2 separate regions of the Homo sapiens genome follow, and region 1 is linked to region 2. The links are chromatin contacts, found by Hi-C or POLR2A ChIA-PET in ENCODE. All regions are on one chromosome and are shown on one strand. Each heading gives the region's core, a stretch centred on a gene start or an enhancer-like site at or near the end of the contact. The rest is flanking DNA. Distances are from core to core; before and after follow the strand shown. Region 1 overlaps PLD3 (phospholipase D family member 3). Region 2 overlaps LTBP4 (latent transforming growth factor beta binding protein 4).

Region 1 (5,975 bases), core at 1,204-3,703, 240 kb after region 2:
GAGGCTGGGCTGTTAATTACTCCACTCTTCCCTTTCTTTGTGTGACTGGGTCAGGACAGCTTGTGGGTGAGTGACATCTGCCAGCCTAATAATCCCTTGTAACCAAACCCGCACCCTGACATTCAGAGGCCTACAGATGACCGTGACAAACGCCCCCAGTCCAGAGAGCCACGTGACGACAGCTGCTTGCAAACACCTGTGTCCAATCTGCTGTGTGAGACACACCCCTCTGTCTCCTGGGCTGCAGGAGAAACCCCTTCATTCCCCACAGCCCCCGCTGCCTCCCACCCCCTGCCCCTGCTGCCGGCCAGGGCCAAGGTTGCAGGTACCTGCTGGGCAGAGGGCTCCTGCGTGTGGGTGTCATTGTTGGTGAGGGTCCAGTAGAAGGAGGCGATGTCCAGGCTGCTGTGCGCACCGGCGAGCAGGCCCAGCCAGGCCTGGCTGGTGGAAGGGTTCCCCGTGGAGGCATTGGGGAAGTCCAGGCCCTCAGGAATGCTTTCCACCAGCACTGCTCTGGGGGGTGGGGGATGCTATCAGCCATACGGTGCCGGAGAGCAAGGGCTGGGAGGTGAGTGCTCAGCTGTCCGTCCATGGGTGTGTTGGATAGACTGTATTTTTTTTTTTTTAGAGACAGAGTCTTGCCCTGTCCCCCAGGCTGGAAGCGCAGTGGCGCCATCTCAGCTCACTGCAGCCTCGAACCCCTGGGCTCAAGCGATCCTCCCGCCTCAACCTCTTGAGTAGCTGGGACTACAGGTGTGCACCAGTATGCCTGGTTACTTTTTTTACTTTTAGTAGAGATGGAGCCGCACTACATTGCCCAGGCTGGTCTGGAACTCCTGGGCTCAAGCAATCCTCCCGCCTCAGCCCCGCAAAGTGTTGCAATTACAGGCGTGAGCCACCAAGCCCAGCTAAACTGTATTTGAGTTTTTCTTTTCTTTTAAAAAAAATTTTTTAAAACTGTGTGTATTTGAATGCGTGCCTGGACTCATGATCCTCTGCGTGTCTGTCTAGAGGTGTGGAAGGAAGGTCGTGTATTGAGATGTGTGTGTGGGTCCACAGATGTGGGTGGAAGATGCTGTGTCTGTTCACAGGCCTGACAGAAGATGACGCTGTGGCTGCCATAGAAACTATGTGTGTGGAGGAGGAGGGGGCGGGCGAGCACTTGGGAGCCTGCAACCTCCTCACTTGTCGCAAGCGCTGGGTAGGGCTGAGTGCAGGCCCTGTTTAGTGTGTGCTTAAGTGTACCTGGTCTGGCAGGCCCCTCCCCCACCAACTGCAGCACCCCCCACTTACTCGCAAGGGTCATAGCAGGGGGCTGGGCGCTGGTTGGGCCCAAAGAGATGCAAGTCGCCGTATTCCCATAGAAACAGCTGAGTCATCAGGGCTCCGAAGCCCACAACCGCCAGAATGAGGACCAGCAGGACCCAGCGGGCTTTCTGTGGGGAGGAGGAGGTGGTCAGCCAGCCCGAGGGGGGCAGCCCAGCCTGTCTCTGAGACAGAGCGAGGGTGGCGGAGGGCTCCTACCTTTTCCGCAGCCTTCCACGCCTCAATCTCATTCATGGGCAGCTCATTGGCGGGCTCCTCTGCAGGCACCTTCAGCTGGGGATGGGGACAACAACGGGGGTGACAGGTGGCTCTTGGGAACCCCCACCCCCACTGTACCCAGTTCCACCCTGCTGAGCCCCCCAATCCACCTACCTCCTGGTACATCAGTTTAGGCTTCATCTTCCCTCAAGGCTGGGGGATACGCAGAGCCCAGGTGAGAAGGTGGGTGTGTCAGGGTCTCCAAACTGGCAGAACAAAAGTGGGCACTGTGTGGGGTGTTCTACGCTTTCCAGGGACAGACATCACAGAAGAGTGATTAGTCTTGGGGCTATTCATAATCATGGGGGCCACTGGCACACTGCCCACCACCCCAAAAAGAGGAAGCTGGTCACTGGTCAGCAGGATTTCGAAATCCCTCAAAATCCAACGCTCTGCTGCCTGCTCTTCACTCTGCAGTGCCCACCCTGCCCCCATCAGCACCCACGCAGCTCCCCTCTAGCAGCCCCCTTCTCCCTCCTCCAACCTGTAGACACCCCAAGAAAGGCAGCGCTGGATGAGGTCAGCGGAGCCCCAGGTCTTTGTGCCTGGCTTTTCTCAGCCCTGGGACAGGGGGTATATTCTAGGTGGCTCCTCCGCCCTCAGGTGCCCCCACACCACACAGCTCAGCCAGGGATCATCGGGGCCTCCCTGCCACCCCGCTGCCCATCCCCCCAGCCAGCCTCCCCCCACCTACCCCTGAGGGGCCTCGGCCTCGCTCTCAGGCGTCTGCAGCTACCTCCGGTGGGCCCCAGCTTCTGTCTGGACAGGCTGAACGAGGGTGGGAGGAGGGGGCGGGGCCTGTGGGAGCTCCGCCCACTGCAGCGGGGAGTCTGCGCAGTGCGTGCCCCAGTCCGGGCTCACCGCAGCGAGAAGCGGGGCTCGGCTCCCCAGACACGGTCGCTCCAGCCTGGCCGGGTTGGGGGGTAGTACATGGCTGGTGGATGGGCTTTGCTACATTCCACCCTAGAGTCCCCGTGTAGGGCAGGGAGGCCACAGGTAAAGAACAAAAGGAACCTCACGTCTTTTCTCATTTACAAACCTTGTGAATTTGTGTACCATGGACATGCATTACCTAGTCAAAAATAAATACATAAATGAAATTAATAAAACGCTTATAAAATGAAACGGAGAGATCATGGTTGAATAACAGAATGAAGAAAGGTAGCGATAAAGTCAACAGAAGACAGTTCACAGCATGAGATGGGAAGAAAAGGTCAGAGGAGATGGTGAATTTTCTGTTGGAGTCTATTTAGATTTTGGTATTTGATTTTTTAAAAAAAGCCAGCTGATATTTTGGTAGGGATTTAAAAAAATTTATTTTCCGATCCACCCCATCCCATATCTCCCAAGAGGGATTTAAGGCCCCGGCTGGAGAAATACACTGGAGACCCCTTTCCTCTCTCATCCCTCCTCTCCTAATTGACAGAGGGTGGCACCTCTTTTCACGGCAGGGTGGCACCTCTCTCAATGAGACAGGGACACCCTCTTCCCTCAAGCTCCCCCAAACACACATGGCAGGAAGTCAAGAGATAACTGCAGAAAAGGAGTATTACTGAGAGAAGCAACAGGGCAGAAGTGGTTGTCTTCAAGGGAGTGGGATTTTGGGGTAGGTCAAGATTGCTTTTTATTGTAAGCCTATTTTCTTTTCTTTTCTTTTCTTTTTTTAGTGCCAGAGTTCTGTTCCCTAGGCTGGAGTGCAGCAGCATGATCATAGCTCACTGCGGCCTCAACTTCCCAGGCTCAAGCAATCCTCCTGCCTCAGCCTCCCAAGCAGCTGGGACTACAGGCACGTGCCACCATGCCCAGCTGCTTTTTTTTTTTTTTTTGGAGACGCAGTCTCGCTCTGTCTCTCCCACGCTGGAGTGCAGTGGCGCCATCTCGGCTCACTGCAACCTCCACCTCCCTGGTTCGAGCAATTCGCCCACCTCAGCTTCCCGAGTAGCTGGGACTACAGGCGCCCGCCACCATGCCCGGCTAATTTTTTTTTTGTATTTTTTAGTAGAGATGGGGTTTCACCATGTTAGCCAGGATGGTCTCGATCTCCTGACCTCGTGATCCGCCCGTCTAGGCCCCCAAAAGTGCTGGGATTACAGGCATGAGCCACCGCGCCCAGCCGCAGCTAATTTTTTTTTTTTTAATTTTGTATAGACGGGGTCTTGCTTATTGCCCAGGCTGAACTCCTGGACTCAAGTGATCCTCCTACCTTGGCCTCCCAAAGTTCTGAGATTACAGGCATGAGCCACCACATCTGGCCCCTATTTTCTTTTTTCTGAGACGGAGTTTCGCTCTTTTGCCCAGGCTGGAGTGCAGTGGCACAATCTTGGTTCACTGCAACCTCCGCCTTGTGGTTTCAAGCGATTCTCCTGCCTCAGCCTCCCGAGTAGCTGGGATTACAGGCGCCTGCCACCACGACCAGCTAATTTTTGTATTTTTAGTAGAGACAGGGTTTCACCAAGTTGGCCAGGCTGGTCTCGAACTCCTGACCTCGTGATCCGCCTGCCTTGGCCTCCCAAAGTGCTGGGATTACAGGCATGAGCCACTGTGCCCAGCCTATTTTCTTTTTTAAAATTGTGAAACATAAGCTATTTTCAGAGAAGTATAGAAAATATCTCGGTGTAGGTTGAGAAATAATTATAAAGCAAACACAGGCGTCACCAGTTTCATTACCTTTTAAAAAATCAGGGGCGCGCATTACTCTTTTTTGAAAAAGAAGAAAAAGAAAACTCTCAGAGCTAGGTGCTCCCCTTACTCCAAGATCCAACCTAGATTTGTAGGGATAACTTGCAAACTCCTCCCTACCAATGTCAGATCCCAGACTGGCGAGGGTAGAACATGCTAGATCCCCTCTTTTCATGGCAGGAAGACAAATGGGGATGCCTAAAAAGGATCTAGCAGGTCGGGTGTGGTGGCTCACGCCTGTAATCCCAGCACTTTGGGAGGCCGAGGTGGGTGGATCACCTGAGGTTAGGAGTTCAAGACCAGCCTGGCCAATGTGGTGAAACCCTCTCTCTACCAAAAATGTAAAAATTAGCTGGGCGTGGTGGCGGGCGCTTGTAATCCCAGCTACTCGGGAGACTGAGGCAGGAGAATTGCTTGAACCTGGGAGGCAGAGGTTGCAGTGAGCTGAGATTGCGCCACTGCACTCCAGCCTGGGTTAAAACAGAGCGAGACTCCGTCTCAAACAAACAAACAAACAAACAAACAAACAAATCTAGCAAGAAACAGCAACAGACTAAGGTTATTTGAAACTCCAGAGGTCACTAGGAGAAGCAGAAGATAACATCAGTCTTAGAGGCGGTTGACCACAACATTGTGGGTGGAGGAGGCAGGAGGGAGTGCAGGAAATGCTTGTCTTCAATTTTCTTTGAAGGCCTTGGTGAGACATATTTTTATTGAAGAATATGGAGTTGGAACAGCAGGCAATGTGAAATTAGGGAAGCCAAGATGAAGAAAAACAAAACCGAAGGCAAGGTGGGGCATGGAGATCTGAAGTAACAGGGCTGGCAGCGTCAGGGCTGGAGAACTGGGATGGTCACTAATAAACCAAAAATAAGGAGAAAGGCCTGGCACCGTGGCTCACACCTGTAATCTCAGCACTTTGGGAGGCTGAGGTGAGAGGACTGCTTGAGCCCAGGAGTTCCAGACTAGCCTTGGCAACATAGCAAGGCCCAGTCTCTACAAGAACATAAAAAATAAAAACAAAAACAAAATAAAAATAGGAAGAAAATAGATGGACTTCGTTCAAATTGTCAGTGATGTTTTGGCTTCCAAATTGTACAGTGATTACAGGTCTGTAATGATTAGTTTAATTTTAACTTTTGATGTTTTAATTGTATTATTTTTCTTATTGTGTTAACTTTTGATTAAAAAGTAAACTAATATTGGAGGGCCAGGCACGGTGGTTTACACGTGTAATCCCAGCACTTTGGGAGGCCAAGGTGGGAGGATTGCTTGAGCCCAGGAGTTTGAGACCAGCCTGGGCAACATAGTGAGACCTAATCTCTACAACAAATGAAAGAAAATTAGCCTGGTATGATGGTGTGGACGTGTAGTTCCAACTATGTGGAAGGCTGAGGCAGGAGAATTGCTTGAATCTGGGAGGTGGAGACTGCAGTGAGCAGTGATCGCACCACCTCACTCCAGCCCAGCTGACAGAGTGAGAGCCTGTCTCATAAAAAACAAACAAATAAAAACTAGTACTGGAGAAGTGATTTCGATTGGATGAGACTGGCAAGACAATACAGTAAGTGCTAGAGCCAGATACCTGTGTTTGAATCTGAGCTTCTGCACTTAGTGACTGTTTGACCTTGGAGAAGTGACAACACCTCTGTGCTCTTGGTTTCTCCATCTGCAAAATGGGCATGGTAACAATAGCATTTGCTGTTCGTTAA
Region 2 (5,804 bases), core at 2,406-4,905:
GACTCCAGCTCCTGATCTAACTACCACCCAACCCTTCAAACGCTTATCTCTGCCCATACCATTCCTATTTGCTGTAACCTGGAATCTTCACCTTGGAGTCTTTTACCCCAGAATCCCACCTGTAATACCCCCATCAATGCCCTGAATTCTTTTTTTTTTTTTTTTTTTGAGATGGAGTGTCGCTCAAGCTGGAGTGCAATGGCACGATCTCAGCTCACTGCAACCTCTGCCTCCTGGGTTCAAGTGATTCTCCTGCCTCAGCCTCCCAAGTAGCTGGGATTACAGGCATCTGCCACCACGCCCAGTTAATTTTTGTAGTTTTAGTAGAGACAGGGTTTCGCCATGTTGGCCAGGCTGGTCTCGAACTCCTGACCTGGTGATCCACCCTCCTCAGCCTCCCAAAATGCTGGGATTACAGGCGTGAGCCACTGCTGCAGGCCCAATGCCCTCAGTTCTTTCTAGCAAACCTGATTCAGGAATCTCAGGACCAGTCCAGGCAGGGATGCTGGGCAAGGGAAGCTCAGGGCCGGGCCGGGGATCGGGCCGGGGTTCAGGCCGGGGCTCCAGGCGATGGGTGGGCAGAAAGCCTGATAAAGAAGGGGTATCAACGAGTGGAGCCCAAATCCTCTCTTGCCTCCTTTCACTATGGGGCTGGGGCAGCCCCTTGAAGATGGCACCCACTTCTGCCAGAGCCAGCTCACCTGCAGATGGCCGAGAGGTGGCTGGCAGGGTACGAGGCTGGCTGAGTGACACTCGGGGTGGCTCCTGGCCCAGGGGTCTGGTGTTGTAGCGGAGGTCGGAGGCCGAGTAGTGGTAACCAGGACCAGCCGGGCAGATCTCCCGGAAACCCTCTGGGAATAGGTAAGAGAGACAGAGAGAGGACAAGAGAGCGGGAAGAAAACGATGGCCAGCCCAGACTCTGGCCTTGGCTAGGGGCAGGGCTTGGCTGGAGAGTGTCAGGGGTTTGAGCTGGAGGCTGGGATGGGGTGGTGTCCTGGCCAAAGAGTAGAATGTCTTAGAGGCTACAGGTGGGGCCAAGAGCGTTTTCCCACATTTGGGATGGTGGTAGGAACAGGGTTGAGGGCAGGGTCCGGTTGGGTCTACAGGGACAGAGTTGGAGGCTAGGAAATAGCTCCCTTGTGAGATTTAGTTTTAAGCAGAAGATAGAATGCCAGGGAGGTGTCTCAGGGAGGGGCATGCCTGGGGTGGGGCTAAGCTGAAGGCAGTGTCTCAGAAGCCAAGGACTTGGTCAAAGTTCAGGGACAGGGTGGGACTGGGCGTTGACGCTCAGGAGACAAAAACTAACTTGGGAGCTCCGGGGTAGCTGTGGCTACGAATGGAGGGGTGGCTGTGGCTACAGATGGAGGTGGAGCCATGGATGCTGTCCAGTCTGAGGCCTGCGGGTCTCAGAGGCTGCTGCGTGGCCAAGGCTGGAGCCCAGCCAGTCAGGTTGGGGCAGTGAACTCAGGGTTGGAGGGTGGGGCGTAGAATGAGCGCCACATGTGTTGCGCGTAGGGCTAGGCACTGCCGCAGGGGCTCACCTGAGCCGAAGGGTGGGCAGAGCTGGCAGCCCCGGCCCCAGGCCTTGCCTACGCGGCTGCAGCAGCAGATCTGTTTAGTGATGTTCCGCAGAATGGGCAGCGAACAGCCGCCGTCGCGGAGCACGCGGAAGCAGGGCCCTTTGGCCTCTGAGATCACGTGTTGGGCTGCGAGGAGCAGGGAGGAAATCCTTCAGGGCGGGGCTGGGAATGCTGTAGCACTGAGGGATTTGGGAGAGAGGGGAATGGTTCTGGGGTTGGGGGTGGGGGGTTGGTGGGTGCGAGGGGCATTTGGGAGAGGTCTGAGAGGGTCTGAAGGAGAGCAGTGGGCTCTGGAGGTCTGAGAAGGGCTTGGAGCCTCAATGGGGTGTCAGTGGTGAATGAGAGACTCTGAGAAGGATCTCAAGATCTGAAGATAGTCGAGTCGTTGAGGGGGACGAGAGGATTTGGGGGTCTGAGAAGGATTCCAGAAAGTCTGGGAGAGCTGGGCGCAGTGGCTTACGCCTGTAATCCCAGCACTTTGGGAGGCTGAGGTGGGCAGATCACTTGAAGCCAGGGGTTTGAGGCCAGCCTGGCCAACGTGGCGAAACCCTGTCTCTACCAAAAATACAAAAAAATTTAGCCGGGCATGGTGGTGCCCGCCTGTAGTTCTAGCTACTCGGGAGGCCGAGGCAGGAGAATCACTTGAAACCAGGAGGCAGAGATTGCAGTGAGCCGAGATCGCGCCACTGCACTCCAGCCTGGGCGACAGAGCGAGACTCCATCTCCAAAAAAAAAAGTCTGGGAGTCTGGAGGGATCTGGATCCAAAAGGCTTGAAAGGTCTAAAGGTGGTCCAGGGATGCTGAAGCTGTATAAGAATCTGAGAAGTTCTGAGGGGGCTCTAAGGCTGACAGAGGAACCCGGGAGTCTGGGGGGGTCCGAGGGAATTAAAGGCCCCAGGATGCTCTGGGACTTCTGAGGGCAGGGAGGGCGGGACCCAGCCTCAGCTCCCTGCTGGTTGCTCACAGATGCAGCTGCTGCGGGACGAGTCGAGCAGAAAGCCGTCGGGGCACACACACGTGTACCCGCCGCGCGTGTTTGCACACTCGCCGTGCTGGCAGCGCCCGCCAGTCGCGCACTCATCCACATCTGCCAGGGTTGGGGAGGTCACCGTGGAGTCAGGAACTTGATCCCTGCAAATCCCGCCCCCAGAACCAAGCCCCTCCCACCCCTGCCCCGTTGCACCTTCGCAGGACCCATTAACTCTTTCAAAGCCGGTTGGACAAGGTCCATCTGGGGCGCTCACTCTTTCGGAGTTCCCTGTGGCGAGAGGAGAGGGGTGGGCCAGGGACAGGTGGGCAGAGCGAGAATGGAGTGGGCAGAGACGAAGACGGGGTGGGAGGGACTAAAAGATGTTGGCTGTAGTTTAAGTGCAGGGACAGCCTTAGGTTGGCAGTTGAAATGGCAACATTGGAGACTCCCAAAGTATATGGTGGGGGGCCAAGGCACAAAGGCAGGGTGAGAACAGAGTGGCCAAAGTCAGAAAATGGGGTGGGTGGTCCCAGAGCGGTATGAAAAGCTCAGGACTGGAAGTCGCCTCCACAATGGGGTAGGCGTGGCTACAATTTGTGAACTGGGTTTATCTAGGGCAGAGTAGGAGGAACGGTGAGGTTGTCACCACTCCCCAGCTCCGAGCACTTCGGGGACGTCCTGGGGCTTACCCAGGCGCTCGGAGCACAGCTGACAGTCGTGAACGCCCCAGGCCAAGCCGGCCCCTCGGCAGCAGACCTCCTGCGTCCGGAGCCCGGGCAGCGGGGACGCGCACTGCGGGGAAGTGTTGGGTGAGCGCGCCCCCGCGCGGAGGCAAGCTCCGGGCCCCTCCCCACGGGCCTCCTCTCACTTCGCCTCCGCGCAGCTCCCGAAAGCAGTAACCGAAGCCCGAGGCATCTGAGTAGCCGTCCTCCCGCGGCGCGCTCTGTGCCAACACCGTGTAGGGCGCTGCCGCCTCCGCCCGCGCCGCCGCTTCCGCCCGCGCCACCGCCTCAGCGTCCGCCTCCTCCCAAGGGCCAGACACACGCTCCACCTGGTGCACCACCACCGACGCCTCCTGCGGGTGCTCCACGTGGACGCTCACCATAGATGCCACGCCTAGGGGAGGCACGGCCGGGCAAACGGATGTCTACACGGGTTCTTACGGGGTGGGGCTAGACAAGGCGGGGAGGGCGAGCTGGGCAAAGGTGCTCGGGAAGGCGGGAAATATGAGGGTCAGGGGCAAAGTGAAATGCTTGACAGGGGTCGGAGGGGACTCTGGCCACCCTTTCCTCACCGTGCTCGTCGTCGCGGTGGTTGGCCAGTGGCATAGTGTACACGGAGCGGGTGAGGCCTGGTACAGCCGGGGCCGGGGGCCGGGCGCCCGAGGAGTGCAACTGGCAGAACTTGCCAGCGAAGTCCGGGGGACAGAGGCAGCGGTCAGGCTTCACGCACACACCGCCATTGTGACAGATCAAGGGACACAGGACTGGGAGGAGAACGAGGACACTCAGGGGCGCCACCATTCCTGGCAGGTTCTCCTGGGGTCCCTACTCCCTCAAGGTATCATTCATTTCTAAGTCGCTCCGCCCTTAGCTGTCATGTGGCCCCGCCCCAATTCTGGCATCAGCATTGGCCCAGTCCAGTTGTTCAGCCATCAGAGGTACGGTCCCACCCACTAAGTCGGCAGGATCTCGCTCTATTGCCCAGGCTGGAATGCAGTAGCGTGATTATGGCTCTGCAGCCTCGACCTCCTAAGCTGAAGTGATCCTCCCATCTGAGCCTCCTAAGTAGCTGAGACGACAGGCGTGCACCACATCGGGCTACGTTTTTTAAAAATTTGGTAGAGGCGGGGTCTCACTATGTTGGCCAGGCTGGTCTTGAACTCCTGGGCTCAGGCAATCCTTCTGCCTCAGTCTCCCAAAGTGCTGGGATTACAGGCGTGAGCCCAGCCAGCCCTCAGGCTGTTTATTCACTTTCATGTCAACCTCTCGGATCCCAATTTCTGGCTGAGTCCACGGAGTTCCAGACCAGCCCAGACGGCGCTGACCCCGCCCATTCCGTAGTCCGACGGAACCCTTTGCTGTTCCAGCCCCTCCGACCCAATGCTGATCCCTTCCATTGACTCAAACCACATTTTAACCACTCCCTGGCATAACTCCCCGCCCAACTCTGTCTCCTTCGCATTCTATGCCCGCCCACACTCCCTCTGCTTGGTCCACGAAGTCCTACCTCCGCCCCCTGGCTGTGCCCCCTTTGTAGCCCCTCTCACATTACCTTCTACCCGCGGGATTCTAAACCCCGCCTATCCAGGAGCTTAACCTGCTGCCTCTAGCCCCTCCCACCTTCCTTTCCGCACTCTGATTCGCCCGGCTCACTTGTTCACGCCCCTCCCACCCCACCTCCAGGCTGTCCGGGTGCCCTAGTTCCGCCCACCGCGCTGTGTCTCCGCCCAACTTCTTTCTGGCTGGGGCTTTAGAGTTCTAGCTCGGCCTTACAGCCTCCAGTAGCACCGGGGCGGAGCCACGAGCGGGAACGCGCCTCCACTCCCCTCTGCGCGCCCTCGCTGGGCCCCAGGCCACCTCTGGGCGGGGCACTGCCAGCTGTGCGGCGGGGTAAACAAAGAGAGAGGTGCGGCGGGGGCAGGGCGGAGGCTCCACATTCCGGACCCTTGGGGAGCCCCGGGACCTTTGAGCCAAAGGAGGCCGGGCTGTCCTGCGAGGGCACCCCCTCCCTCTCTCTCCCGGGGCTGCAGAGAACAGCTGGAGACAGCTGTGCGGAGGGGAGGGAGGAGGCAGGCGGCCGGGGGAGGCGCGTGTGGGATTCTGAGCCACAACTGTAGAGAGGAAAGGACGCAGAGAGCCACCTCCGTTTAGAAGGATAAAGGGACTGGAGTCCTGGGAGGAGATCGACTAAAGGGCAGTCCTCTCGAGTTCAAAGACGGCTGGAGGTTTCTGGGATGGAGGAACCTAGCTCAGAGGAAACTGAGGCGTCCTTTCAGCAGGAGTCCTTTTGTGGACAGTTACCTAGAAAACAGGACTCTAGTGCCGCCTAGGAGACAACCAGTTTGACGGTGCTGAAAACAGGGTTTAGATAGTGAAGTGGAATTCCTGGAAGTCATCAGCACTTAAGAGGCTCAATTGGCCGAGTCCCTCTGTGGAATCCCCTCCCCTCCCAGCTAAGGATTAAGTGCCAAAGGCTTTTTATTAATGGCTGCCTGTAAGGAGCACAATGTCTGGAGTCCTCTTGCGAGAACC

The links. Hi-C counts contacts between places; a loop is a spot of excess contacts on that map. ChIA-PET counts read pairs that join two places held with the same protein, here RNA polymerase II (POLR2A). Pooled maps may share reads with other maps.
Region 1: a pooled map shows a loop between it and region 2 (2.3-fold over the local background). The contact joins two enhancer-like sites. A Hi-C loop is called at or near these places in 1 of 37 single-sample maps with no recorded cell type and 1 of 50 pooled maps. POLR2A ChIA-PET finds 5 or more read pairs at or near these places in 2 of 52 experiments (HEK293 and WTC11).

Annotation. Positions count from the first base shown.
Region 1 is chr19:40,362,234-40,368,208 of GRCh38, reverse strand. PLD3 (phospholipase D family member 3) reads right to left here. Exons shown (of 13, transcript NM_012268.4): 2 at 2,279-2,491; 3 at 1,699-1,790; 4 at 1,525-1,599; 5 at 1,294-1,436; 6 at 330-513. The coding sequence starts at 1,725. Among named protein-coding and RNA genes, the nearest start is that of MIR6796, 4.6 kb to the left of the region's middle. RefSeq lists a silencer at 98-263. Within about 2 kb of position 2,453, at least 11 of the 41 ENCODE cell types and tissues checked have a DNase peak (open chromatin) inside an H3K27ac peak, as active enhancers do.
Region 2 is chr19:40,603,267-40,609,070 of GRCh38, reverse strand. It overlaps LTBP4 (latent transforming growth factor beta binding protein 4), which reads right to left. Exons shown (of 30, transcript NM_001042545.2): 2 at 3,845-4,036; 3 at 3,419-3,666; 4 at 3,240-3,342; 5 at 2,764-2,838; 6 at 2,545-2,667; 7 at 1,542-1,706; 8 at 702-851; 9 at 468-587. Among named protein-coding and RNA genes, the nearest start is that of LTBP4, 4.8 kb to the right of the region's middle. RefSeq lists an enhancer at 2,554-2,848 and silencers at 3,212-3,461, 5,046-5,105, 5,276-5,425. Within about 2 kb of position 3,655, at least 36 of the 41 ENCODE cell types and tissues checked have a DNase peak (open chromatin) inside an H3K27ac peak, as active enhancers do.